Regions from separate parts of the Homo sapiens genome. Here region 2 is linked to region 1. A link is a contact called in ENCODE Hi-C or POLR2A ChIA-PET data. All regions are on one chromosome and are shown on one strand. Each heading gives the region's core, a stretch centred on a gene start or an enhancer-like site at or near the end of the contact. The rest is flanking DNA. Distances are from core to core; before and after follow the strand shown.

Region 1 (6,057 bases), core at 1,267-3,766:
AGTTTGAGACCAGCCAGGCTAACATGGTAAAACGCTGTCTCTACTAAAAATACAAAAAATTAGCCGGGCATAGTGGCGGGCGTCTGTAGTCCCAGCTACTCGGGAGGCTGAGGCAGGAGAATGGCCTGAACCCAGGAGATGGAGCTTGCAGTGAGCTGAGATCACGCCACTGCACTCCAGCCTGGGTGACAGAGTGAGACTCCGTCTCAAAAAAAAAAGAAAGTTATGTAGGATAAGGAATAATCATTTTTTAAAAAGGCAAGGAGGTAATCTGACCTTTGGTAAGATGGTTTCTTACTGCCACTACATTTCTCTGGTTAATATAACTTTAAAACAACTGTGACACACTATGACAGGGAAGAAAAATGCCCAGGCTGACACAGTCCCAGCCCTGTTGGCAGCTGTAAGGGAAAACAGCTGGAAGGGCTGCATGGTGACTTTAGATGGGGCAGCTCCAGGCAAGAAGGCCTCTTCTAAGATCATGTGGATCCTGCAGAGGCTGGAAACTCGGGCCCCAGTGCTGTGCGACAGTGCAAATGAGAATTGAAGCCCGTAGAAAGCCAGGCTGACCTGTGTCCTGCCCCACAGGGAGTCACTGCAGAGACACAACACTCAGTAACAATAAGAACCACGACATTAATTGAAAAACAAATTAAACCCTTACTAGTTTCCTGAACAAGGGCCCAAGGAAGCTTCCACTGGGGACTCTAGGGGCTGTTTAAAGACTTTAACTGTTAGCACCAACCATGACATAAAAAGTATGCATATTTCCCGGATTTTGAATTTTTCACCTGTCTTGACTTTCTGTGTTAGTCACGTTCTCCAGAGAAACAGAATCAATCAAGGAAATGTATACACATAGATACATACATAAGGAGAGAGAGAGAGAGAGAGAGAGAGAGAGATTTCAAGGGATTGGCTCATGAGATTGTGGAGGCGGTAAGTCTGGAATCTATAGAACAGGGCAGCAGGCTGGAGGCTCAGGGAAGAGATGATACTGCAGTTCCAAATGGGAGCATTTGAATTCCGTAGGGCGGCAGGCTGGAAACTCAGGCAGGGTGTGTCTATTGCAGTCTTGAGAAGAATTAGTTGCCCTTAGGGAAACCTTAGTCTTTGCCCCTAAGGCCCACTACCGATTAGATGAAGCCCGGCCCTGATACGTGGGTAACGTGCTGCACTCGAAGCTTGCTGACTTAGATGTTAGTCACATCTAAAAAACACCTTCACGGCAACAAGTAAACCTGTTTTTTGACCAAACAACTGGGTACCAGAGCCCAGCCACGCTGACACATAAAATTAACCATCACACCTTCCCTTTCTCATGGTGTTTACTGGGGAGGGAAAGAAAAGAAAAACATGATCAGATAAGAAGTAAAAACCTAATGTTCAGTGAGAGGTAACCCATACTGAATATCTGAGAATTAACTGGCCGGCAGCCTCTTCTACTAAGGAATGGGGGAAGCAAGAATTCAGGCTCTGTGGTAAGAAATGCTGTGTAGTAATAATAACAACACAGCTACAGCTTCCAGCCCCTGAGCACACACACAGGCGTCAGACCCTGCTGCTTTACAGAATCCCATTGAATCTTCGGTGTTCCCTGGGTTGGATGGCTTCATCCCCATTTTACAGGTGCCTCTGCCAGAAGAAACGGACTGGGCACCAAAGGCAGGGCGTCTAGAAGAATCCCGGTGTATGCAAAACAAACCAGCACCGACAAAACACTGAATCAAAGCACTTGCTTGCCTGGGTTTGATTTTTAAAAGTGTTAGAACCCATTCAAGATGAATATGGGTTTACAGCGTCAGTGCACAGCTTTTGCGGTGAATTTACATTTAGAGGACAAGTGAAAAACTCACCCACCAGCTCCACACCCCCCACACAAGTCAGTTTCCTGATGACCAATCAGGAAACTGGAATACCATCAGTAACCCCAGTGCTGGGGTTTACCGGCTCTCGCGCCCCTATTAGCAGACGTTGCTTACAGATGCACCACAGCCTCTGAGCAGACTCAAGTAGCGATTCTGTCTCCAACCCTGCAACCAAATTTCTGGCTCCTCATTTGACTTTTTTTTTTTTTGAGCCAGGATCTCGCTCTTTCGCTCAGGCGGGAGAGTAGTGGTACGATCACTGCTCACTGCAGCCTTGACCTCTCGGGCTCAAATGATCCTCCCACCTCAGCCTCCTACGTGTCTAGGACCTCAGGCACACACCACCACACCCGCCTAATTTTTTTTTTGGGGGGGTAGAGACAGGGACTCTCTATGTTGCCCAGGCTGGTCGCCAACTCCTGGGCTCAAGAGATCTCCCGCCTTAGCCTCCCAAAGTGCTGGGATTACAAGGCTGAGGCACCGCAGCCAGCCTCATTTGACTATTTGAATCAGATTAAGACATCCCTTCTTCAAGACTGCGCTTCCGCCTGCGGGAGACTTGGTTCAGAGTGTGCGATTCAGTTAGGAGAAGGAACGCTCCTGCCACCTGCCGGTATTGCTGCATATGACCATGCAGGCTTGCGGCCACTGCTGTCGCCATGCCTGAGGTGCACGCGCCATGTCCCTGAGGCTCCAGGTGCCCTGTGCATTCCCTGCACGTAGAGTTGCCCTCGAACTGGTGTTGATCTGATCAGACTTATTTCAGAACTCGACAAGAATGCCATGAGAGTCATAATTGCCCCATATTCATTGGCAAAATCCTTTGGCTTCTGGGCTGCTTGATCAGAATGAATGTCAGAGATCCAAAGAGCAAGTGACAAAAGTATGCATGGAGGTTGAAGAAAATCTTTGTGAATTCAAAGTCCTTCCACTATTTTTACTTGAATTTCAATTGCTTCATGTAATGTTTGTTTTAGGATTCATCACCCCACAATTGAATTCCATAGATTGTACAGCTTAGTTTTGAATTAAAAGATCGCTGCGTGTCACCATCCCAAATTCCCTCTCACACATTGCCCCCCAACACACACCCTGCTTATTTTATATAATCTCAAATGTCTGGTCTTGGAAGTACAGGAAGCTGAGAAAATGATCCTAAATAACAATCGTGATAATTCTCAGCACATTCCTAATTACTGGAGGACAGACATTTCATGACCAACTTTCTAGCCAGCTAAAATACAACCCCTAGCTTTGTCCTTGGGACCATAAGATTTTGGGGCTGAGAGCTATGGACTAGTCTATAGACTCCTATAAGCCACCTGTGTTACTGCAGCTGCTTCCACCTGGTCTGGAGCGGGGCAGTCCCTCTGTCGGCTTGATTCCCCATCATTCCCTGACCCCCAGTTGAAGTCACATGTATGTGACCCTCATGCCACAGTCCCCAGGGATTGGCAACATTTTTCCTTCAAAAATCAGATAAATATTTGGGGCTTTGTGGACCATACAGTCTCTGTCACAACTACTCAACTATTACAACTACACAACAACTGCACAACTGCACACAGCTGCACACTACTCGGCCGTCTAGCTTAAAAGCGGATGTAAACAATGGAAGTAAATTAATGGGCGTGGCTGTGTTCCAATAAAACTTCATTTGAAAAGCAGGCAGCAGTCTGGATTTGGTCTTACACAGTGGCCAGGCCCCTCAGCTAGTCCGGGCACTTACAACACTTTCCTCTTTCTTTGTCCCTGATACTTATTTCCCCAGATTGTTCTTTACCTTTGCTTTATATGAAGGGTACTTGTTTATACGCCTATCTGGAATCATCCGTTACTATAAATAGATACACTTCTTTCTGGCAAACAAAAATGAAAAAATGTCAGTCAACAGACACCGAGCACTTGCAGTGAGTCCAGCTTGGTGGTGGCAGGGGTGACCCATAAGTGTTTCAGTTCTCTAGAGCTCCTCAGTTCACTTGGAGAAATGGTAGAAATGTATCAAATGCTAATAGTTATTCAAAAGACAATGGATGGCGTAGGTTTAGGCAATTACTAAATGGGATGTACAAGTAACACATGAAGATTTCAGCCAGGCATGGTGGTGTGCACCTGTAGTTCCAGCTACTCAGGTTGAGGCAGGAGTTTCCCTGGAGCCCAGATGTTCAAGGCTGCAGTGAGCCAGGATCGCACCACTGCACTCCAGCCTGGGTGACAGAGTGAGACCCTGTCTCGAAAACAAAAAAAAACTACATGTAGGTTTTAATTATAGCACTTAGTACAGTGCATAAAACTACCTAGATACATCACAACTTGGTTCAACAGGCAGTATGTAAAGTGAGTGTTGTAGAGGCTGCTCACTGAATCAGGTTCGAGGTTCCAGGTTCATTCACACTCTAGCCATTTCCATCCTGCTGTGAACCAGACGGGGTGTTCATTATCAGGTGTGCAATAGGTGAATACAGTCCCTAGACTCCAAAAGTCATGCTCCATGGGAATTCATCGGAGCTATGCCACACTTCTCTTTATACTTTGCATTGCTGAGAGAGACTTAACTTTTTTTAGATTTAACATTCCTAACCACGGTATTCAATAAATAAATGTTAAGTGCCTAAAATGTACACGTGTTGTTCTAGGAGCTGGGTGTACAGTAGTGAACCAAAAGACAAAGTCCACGCCCTGCACAAAATAGGAATTACCTCCATGTAGAGGCGAGCCTTCAAGAGCTGAAGTGGCTTGCTCTGGTCATAAAACTAGAGGGCAGCAAGCTCTGAAGGCAGATTGCTGGGACTCCACACCCCTCTAACCATAACTCTGCTGTGTTCCTCTTGACCCTGATGACAGGTACCCGCAAGATGGAGTACAAGGGCAGCAGCTGGCATGAGACCTGCTTCATCTGCCACCGCTGCCAGCAGCCAATTGGAACCAAGAGTTTCATCCCCAAAGACAATCAGAATTTCTGTGTGCCCTGCTATGAGAAACAACATGCCATGCAGTGCGTTCAGTGCAAAAAGGTATCTCAGATGCCCCCTTGGCCCTTGCACGTTCTGGCTGGTTTGCCTCCATGGTCCATGTCTGTCAGTTCTCTTTCCAAAACCAAGGATACCTGTGATACTTAAGTGGCGTGGGAGCTGTGCCTGTCCTGCCTTACATTCTGAGCATTTATCCATCGGGTCTGGGTGTCCATCCTTCTTTCAAAGACATCAACATTGTTGAGCTCTGTGATCAAATCGTTTAACCCTGCCTTCTTCTAGACCATTTCTAAATATGTTCTTATGTTGATAACCTGAGGTTAGAGGGAAGGGGAGCCACCATCCCAAAGCTGTCTTGTTCAGCTTCTCTCCATGAATAAAACAAGAAAACAACTGCAAACTTGAGAGGGAGAGAAAGATGGAAGGAAGAGGGAGGAGAGGAAGGGAGGAGAGAGAGACGGATGTGAGAAGAAAAGTAAAGGAGAAAAGTCTGCCTCCATGGATATGGGACAGATCATTTATTAAATGTATCTACTCTGGCCGGGCATGGAGGCTCATGCCTGTAATCCCAGCACTGTGGGAGGCCAAGGCTGGTGGATCACCTGTGGGAGGCCAAGGCTGGTGGATTACCTTAGGTCAGGAGTTCAAGACCAGCCTGGGCAACATGATGAAACTCCATCTCTACTAAAAATACACAACTTAGCTGGGTGTGGTGGCACACGCCTGTAGTCCCAGCTACTCAGGAGACTGAGGCAGGAGAATCACTTGAACCCGGGAGGTGGAGGTTGCAGTGAGCCAAGATCCCACCACTGCACTCCAGCCTGGGCGACTGAGCGAGACTCCATCTCAAAAAATTAAAAAAATAAATAAATAAACTTATCTACTCGATAATGTGCTATTCCAGTCATGGCTCTGTTAGGGTTAAAGAAAGAAAGGGAACTGCATATCTGTAGGAAGCCATCTCTCTGCCCAGTTGCCCCCCGACCTGCACCCTTCAGGGTGTAGCTTAGTTTTCTGCTGTGCCCTCTGACTCTTAGACACACGCAATTCTTATTATGCTATAGCTTCCAGCGTCTCTGTCCTGTTAGGATTTGCATCAGCCTGTTGAGTGGCACCCTCCCACTGCTCACTCGCCCTGGGCAGCGCCAGCTGTGGAACTCATCACAGGTTCTGTTCGCTCTCCTCCTGTTATTGACTCTGCTCACCCAGCTTCTGCT
Region 2 (6,938 bases), core at 819-3,318, 740 kb before region 1:
TGCCTGTCTTAGCATCTCACTCGTTGCTGTACCAGATGCCTGTGATGAGGACTCAGGGAGTATGTCGCTGGGTTAAGTGCATCATACATCAAAGCTATATTTTAAGTGGAATCATGTTCAGCAAAGTTTGCATCTCAGATTAGAAAATAGATGAGTATGGTTCAGGTAGAGCTATTGTCCTAAGTTTATTTTCGAAGAGGCTTTGGTCCACAGTTCAGTTATGGCACTCACCTTCACAGGAGGGGTCATTCTGCTTTCCACCTTATGTGATTTATCCCAGGTTTGGATTTGCCCAGGACAGGTCAGATGTGGTAGAATTGGGGTTTGAATCCAGTGCTATATCATTTTAAAAGCCTTGCTATTCTTCCAAAGGGAAATTGTGGAAAAATCATACTTCTAAGACCAATTCAAAGCTGGTATGATGTTTAGCCTTTTTATTGATACTGTGGTATGTTAAGTGATTCTTACATTGGGCCTTCGTTTGTGGCGGAAAGCCATAGGATTTGTTAAACAGTTATTCAATGGTACTAAAGTATGGTGAGGAAGACTTTATTCAGGACCATCATGACAGGAATACGGATCACTGCAGTGGGATTTTTCGGGGGGGAAAGACTGGGATCAACTCCAAATACAGCACAGGCAAGCAGAATTTACAGCCAAGGAGCAGGGAGGAGGTGAGTGGATGGAAAATTATTAAGAGGAAGCATCAGAGGTAAGGCGGATTCTAGCTAAACCAACCTAACAGGATTCTTGCTGACAACAGGCCAGGGTGGTCGGACACACTCTAGGGGATATGGGGGGTGAGGAATGTCAGATGTCGAGGGTGATCAGATATCGAGGGTAAGGGTTTCTTGTGAAACTGACTTAGCAGGGTTCTTGTCAAAACTACATTTTACAAGGAAGTGCACAAATGGGCCTAGGAGAAGGTACTCGAGGCTGAACGAAGTTTGGCCAAGCAAAGAATCTTTGTTACATCTTAAACACATAAAGCACAGCGGCTGGGGACATTGCTAAGTGATCATGAGAGCTCCTCGCTGCCCCTCACCCCCGGCCGGTCCTCTCCCCTGTTGGTTACTCCTTGATCATCATGCTGCTTTGACCTGCACACAGCCCTTCGTTCCCCGGCCCCCAGTAGCAGCCTTGACTCTTGCACGAATCTCCTGGCATCTCTCCTGTTCTGTGAAATGAAGCCAGAGGGACCGAATCTCACACTGTCTTCTGTTAGAAGAACAATGAGAAGGCTGAGGGAGCTCTGCTGCCATCAGCTGTCCACACCAGATCCCTGTGATACTCATGCCCTGGATTTTGCTGCACACTCAATTTGTGCCAAGTCCCTGCAGGCCTTATCTTGAAGTGGGGGAGATGGAAGGCCTCAGACCATGCTGGGAGGGCTGTACACAGGGTCTGCAGTTGCATTCTAGAGCCCAGGGAAGACAGATATTTTGGATGGGGCATAATTGCATAGCATCTTCTCTCTTGCACACACACCCCTTTCTTTTACTTTACATTTTCACATTAGCGCACACAGTGAATATTTCACACATGAATTACAAATCCTCATGTTGCAAAGTACTGTGTTAGTGAAATAGGTAGGCTAATTTAAACCAAAGTACAGATGATGGATGTGATATGCTATAGAAACTGAAATCCAGCAGGACTCTTAAGGACATGAGGAAGGAAGTATTCCAGGCTGCCACTGACATTGCATCTTAGCCTAATGCACACACTGGAGCATACAAACTTTCAGGACTGTGTCAGCAAGGTCTGTGGGGGTATGCAGTGGGCGTCCCACGGGATCCACGCCTTTCCACTGCAGCCCAGGCAGAACAGCCTCCTCTTGTACTAGGGACTATTTCCTTGAGGCCCAGTTGGGCCTCAGGTGGGACCTCAGAGGGAGTGCTGCTGAGCACCTTTTGTCACCGTACCTGAAGGCAGCATAGCTTACCCGGTGACCGTGGTGCCTGCAGATGAACCTTGTGTCGGTGCTGGCTGGGTGGGGAGCTGCCCCTGGCGAGTCACGCAGGGAAATGCACCCACAGTCGTAACTCTCCTTCCAGTGCACTTATGAATGAGTCAACGGTGGGAAATACCCAGCAGACTGCAGGTTATTTTGGGAGCCTTTTGGACTTCCCAGGCTGCAGCCCTTTGGGATTAAGTGATATTCAAGCTGCTGAATGTCTCCACCACAAGTCCCTTGTTTGGTTGAGCAGGTACCTGGCGTGGTTCTTCACATCCTGACCCTGGCAGCCTAGTTAACCCATCCCGGTCGGGGGGCTTACCCAGCATGTATTGCCCTGGATTGTGTTCCTCCAGGGCTTGGGGTCAGCATGTTTCGGTGGAATGGAAAGCTGCCACTGTGCTCTTCCATGGCTCCTCTCTGAGAGACGGTGTGTGAGTGGACACCGCTGCTCTGATGAGTGAGCCTGGGCTTTAGATCAGACTGAAGACTGGCCTCGGCTGGCTTGTTGAAGGCCACTGCCGCTCTGGACAAAGGTGGGCTTTCTGTGAATGTGGCTGGAATGCACTAGCAGACTGGTGAGCCCACCATCACAGTGGCCCTGACTGAGTGTGGTGGGAAGGTGCAAAACAAGCAGCAGAGGTGCATCTGTGCGCTCAGCTTTGAGAGCAGAGCCCCGGATGCAGACAGAGGCAATGGGCAGGACAGCAGCACAGCCCCAAACCCACCTGTGGAGGAGCCTGTGACGCGGGAGTTGCCTAAATCCGATACTCACTACAGTGAGGTTGGAGAATGGCCTGGTGCCAGCCTGAGAGCCACAGTTTGAAAAAAGAAAAAAAAATCTACAGGTAGTTCTGAAATTATGAACACAATAGGGCAGGAAAAAGAATTCTGAACTTGGAGTCAAGATAAATTTCACTCTGCTGAATGCAGGTCACTCCAGCGCTTTGACCTTCCATTACCTCATCTCCAAAATAAGGTTGTAAAAAACAAAAAGAGTTACACCTACGGCACTGGTGTAGAGGGGAGTTTCCAGGCTGAGGGAGCTGGCAGTGGGTGGACCTCCTGTCCTACCAACTCAGGCCCACTGCTTCCTACCTTCCTCACATGTATCAGAAGTATCAGCCAGGCCAGAGAATCAGGTTCAGGCAGAACTGTCAAGGAATTCCCCTCTGCTTCCAAGAGGCCCATGCCCATCCTTCCTCAATGTTCCTTTACTGAGATTTGTTGCAGCTGTAGTTTCTGTGTTGACAGGAATCCCCATTCCTCAGTATCCCCAGCCTTTTCTCAGTGTAAGGCCTTCCCCCCAAGAACAGAACCTACATAGATAGAACTGATACACCTGTGGAATTGGCATATAAATGTTTATTAAGAAAACAGAGATAGCCTTTGAACCTGCTTTTTAAATAAATAAATAAGGCTTTCAGGGGGTTTGATGCATGTGCTTTTTTTTTTTTTTTTTGAGACGGAGTTTCACTCTTGTTGCCCAGGCTGGAGTGCAATGGCACGATCTCGGCTCACTGCAACCTCCGCCTCCCAGGTTCAAGCAATTCTCCTGCCTCAGCCTCCCTAGTAGCTGGGATTACAGGCGCCCACCACCACACCCAGCTAATTTTGTAATTTTAGCAGAGACAGGGTTTCTCCATGTTGGTCAGGCTGGTGTCGAACTCCCGACCTCCGGTGATCTGCCCATCTCGGCCTCCCAAGGTGCTGGGATTACAGGCTTGAGCCACCGCGCCAGGCCATGCGTGTGCTTTTCTTCTCCACCTGATCCTTCCCCTTTTCCTTCTCAGAGCTGGAGCGGGGAGCTCTGGGAAAGCCAGGCTGAGTGTCTGGTGCTGAGGGGGCTGGTGCTGTTCACAGAGCTGCTGGCAGGGGCTCTTTTTTGCTGTCAGGCGGGAAGAGACCCCAGGGTTGTTATAATCAAGCTTGTTCCCAAAGGCAGTCCCTTCTTCCCAGCTGCCTGCTTTCCACCACAGGGAGGTACACAAGCAAACAAAACCCCCGAGGGCACTCTTGTTCCTGTGATGCCGCGCTTAGGAGATCTCCCCAAGCACCTCTGTTGCCGTCTCCGCCTCAGTGAGTGGCGTGATCCGTGGCGCTCCGCAGGTCATTCAGCAGATGCTCATCCCATGCTGGTATCGCACCTCACATCGTGCTGGGCTCCAGCAGGGCAAAGGGGGTTCGGACACCAGTCCTTCTGGGGAGTTCACAGTTGGGGGCAGTTGGCAAAGGGCTTTCCCTGGGCAATGAGCCAGAGAAGCTTCTCCAGGAGGTGGCATCAGAGCTTGTCCCTAAAGGATGAGTAGCACTCTGCCAGGTGGAAAGTAGACAAGACGGTCTCAGCTGGCAGAGCAAAGAACACAAGCCAAGCTATGGAAGTGTGGAGCAAATGTGCAGTGGAAACAAAGGGGAATGTGACCCTCCTCCTGCCACCTCCGCATCACTTTCAGAGTCTCCTGCATGCCTCTCCACCTTGGCCTTATATTAGAATCTCCTGGGGAGCTAGCTGTAACAATACCAGGAGATGCCGGCCTCATCCCAAACAGTCTGTGAACCAGCCTGGGCGGCATCCCCAGCTCTGCTGTTGGGCAGTCAGTGTGAGGAACCCCAGTTAAATGCATGTATTAATGTTTGTGTGTAGATCTGTCACCTAGCTGGACTCTGAGGTCACAGCCCCCCAGAGCCTCACATGATGCCTGACACATCGTAAGACTCCAGCAGAAGCGAATTCCTTCAGGCACTGTCTTTTGAGGGAAAACTTTACACAGCTATACCAGGTGCACACTTTAGGTATTGCTGCCACCATCTCACTGTCAAGGCATGGTCTCGAAGTAGAGTGCGGGATGTGGTGCTAGATGCTTTGAGTCAGCATCACTGCCCCCTGGGATCAGTTTCAAGGTCGGACTGTGTCCCCTGGAGTTTCAAGGACACCTACGCAGGACGGGTGTGGTTTTATCAGGAGGCCTAACTGTTGGTTTCCTTCCAGGTATACGGATCCGGGTCTCAGACAAGGGCGTTCCAGTACGTCAGGTAAGACTGTCCTGCCCTGCCCCAGCCTTAGCAGTGCTTTGGAGCAGGGGTCATGCCAACTTGACAGACAGTTCAGTGTCTTGTATATGTTAACCATTTCCACAACGCTAACACTATATATTGATTAAAAATTTTTAATTTTATGATGGGAAAACTTGCTGTTCTCTGTTTAAAAGTTAAAATTTGCATTCATCTCCATGACTATCGTGACTCATGTGCTAATCTTTTACTGCCACCTAGCGGTGTGTGGGTGAAGTTGCCCAGCTCTGAGGGTGACTTGGGTGATTTCAGCGCAGGTGGAGTTAAGAGATGGCCTTTTGCATCCAGCAGACCTGTGAATGCCAGAATCTGACCCATTGCAAACATGGCTCGCGGGGTGGAGGAGATAGTCCTTGTGGAGGGCACAAGGTAGATAGTGTTCTTATGTTGAATTTCACGCTGAAACTAAATGCAGATAAAAATATATTTTTTGAATAGATTCACGTGGTGATTTTTATTGCTTTCTTGGCAGCCCTTATAAACCCACTGTTCTGTTGTTCCATTCCGTTGGTGATTAATTTTAGAAGGCAGTGTGGATTCTCAGAGTAGTTAGGATAGAAGCAGTTGTGTATGCCAAAGTGCATCCACCAGTATGTGGCTATTGTAAATTCTGTGAAAGTTTCTGGTATCCTGAATTGTTGTAAAACCCAGTTCTATATTTTGAACCCACATATTTTCACTCTTCATTGCAAATACCCCAGTATGCCTGTCAATCAGGAAGTGTTATTCCTGCTGTCTTAGGGCCATCCCAGGGGCACTAGGGTGAGATGGTGGCTGTTGTGCAGGTCGGGGCAGCCCCCAAGTCCCACCTCAGCCAAAGCAACCACATAAAATTGTACCTACCCAGGACCCTTAGGTAGGGGTCCTGGGTAGGAGTCCCGTGGAGAAATGGAACTGGTAGTAAAATAAAATTTTAAAAAGAAATCAAAATAACCACTGTAGATTTTTGCTGAAAGTATTTGTGAATTTCCATTTACTCCAAAAGAAAGCTGTGAGTAAACATTTACACAGCCAGTAGTTTTTTCCTCCCCACCCATTAATATCTTGCCTCAAGGGGCAAAAGCCCAGAAGTGTACTATAACCAACTTTGTGGCCCAAATAGGCATGCATATTCTAAAAAGCGATTTAACAGGGAAATGGCAGCTGCCCCCGCTTTGGGACTGTGTTCATTTCAAAGCACTTAACGTAGGCACTATGTCCCTGGAGGAAACTATCATGGCACACTTCTGTATGGGGACCAAATTGTGGGCCTCCCTTGGATTGAGTACCGTCTTTCCATAGTGACGCGTTCTTATCCCATCCTCCTCCACTCACCCAGCTGTGCCCTTTTCTGAGGGAGTCTTGCTGTCCTCGGTTATGTGTGCCTGCCTCGGGCTGCCTCACCAGTGGCGCCCAGGCTTCTCCAGCCCCCACACCACATGGAATATCAATGAGATGTTGTGCGGTAAAAGGAAACCAGTCAGGACCCATTCTTCTTTCTGCTCTCATTATCTCAAGGGCATTGTGTGCAAAATTCATTTAAAATAGCCTCAGAGACTTTTCTTTTTGCTAGGACTAAAATATTTTGAGCATTCAGTGATGCCTGTGCTATGTGCTGTCCCAGCTCAGGACAAAATGCACCCTGGCCCGCTCTGATGGCCTGGTCACTGTCCTGTGCCTGCTTTGATGGTCGTGGCTCATGCTCCTAGCTGCCATCACATGCATCGTCCTCTCCCACACCACTTGACTACTTGAAAAGAGGGCATGAGCAGTTTCCCTAGACACATGGTTGTTAACCCTTTTAGAAAACCCATTTCATAACACTTCAGTAGTATTTATTTACTCCCCACTCTGGTGATCCTCTCTGGTTTCACATTAGCAGAGTCTGAGATGATGAGGCTTCAGGGACTTTGCCATACTTGGGCAAGGG

What was found. Hi-C counts contacts between places; a loop is a spot of excess contacts on that map. ChIA-PET counts read pairs that join two places held with the same protein, here RNA polymerase II (POLR2A). Pooled maps may share reads with other maps.
Region 2: a loop to region 1 is called in a map of B cell, with 4 times the contacts of the local background. The contact joins two enhancer-like sites. A Hi-C loop is called at or near these places in 6 of 168 maps with a recorded cell type or tissue (B cell, CD4-positive, alpha-beta T cell, CD4-positive, alpha-beta memory T cell and 2 more), 6 of 37 single-sample maps with no recorded cell type and 12 of 50 pooled maps. POLR2A ChIA-PET finds 5 or more read pairs at or near these places in 2 of 52 experiments (PC-9 and activated T-cell).

What each region holds. Positions count from the first base shown.
Region 1 is chr2:105,366,395-105,372,451 of GRCh38, reverse strand. FHL2 (four and a half LIM domains 2) reads left to right here. Exons shown (of 7, transcript NM_001318895.3): 5 at 4,713-4,882. It also overlaps a transcript of C2orf49 not described here. Among named protein-coding and RNA genes, the nearest start is that of FHL2, 30 kb to the left of the region's middle. RefSeq lists enhancers at 2,041-2,540, 2,541-3,042. Within about 2 kb of position 2,516, at least 12 of the 41 ENCODE cell types and tissues checked have a DNase peak (open chromatin) inside an H3K27ac peak, as active enhancers do.
Region 2 is chr2:106,102,846-106,109,783 of GRCh38, reverse strand. UXS1 (UDP-glucuronate decarboxylase 1) reads left to right here. Exons shown (of 15, transcript NM_001253875.2): 11 at 4,947-4,990. Among named protein-coding and RNA genes, the nearest start is that of ECRG4, 41 kb to the right of the region's middle. Within about 2 kb of position 2,068, at least 4 of the 41 ENCODE cell types and tissues checked have a DNase peak (open chromatin) inside an H3K27ac peak, as active enhancers do.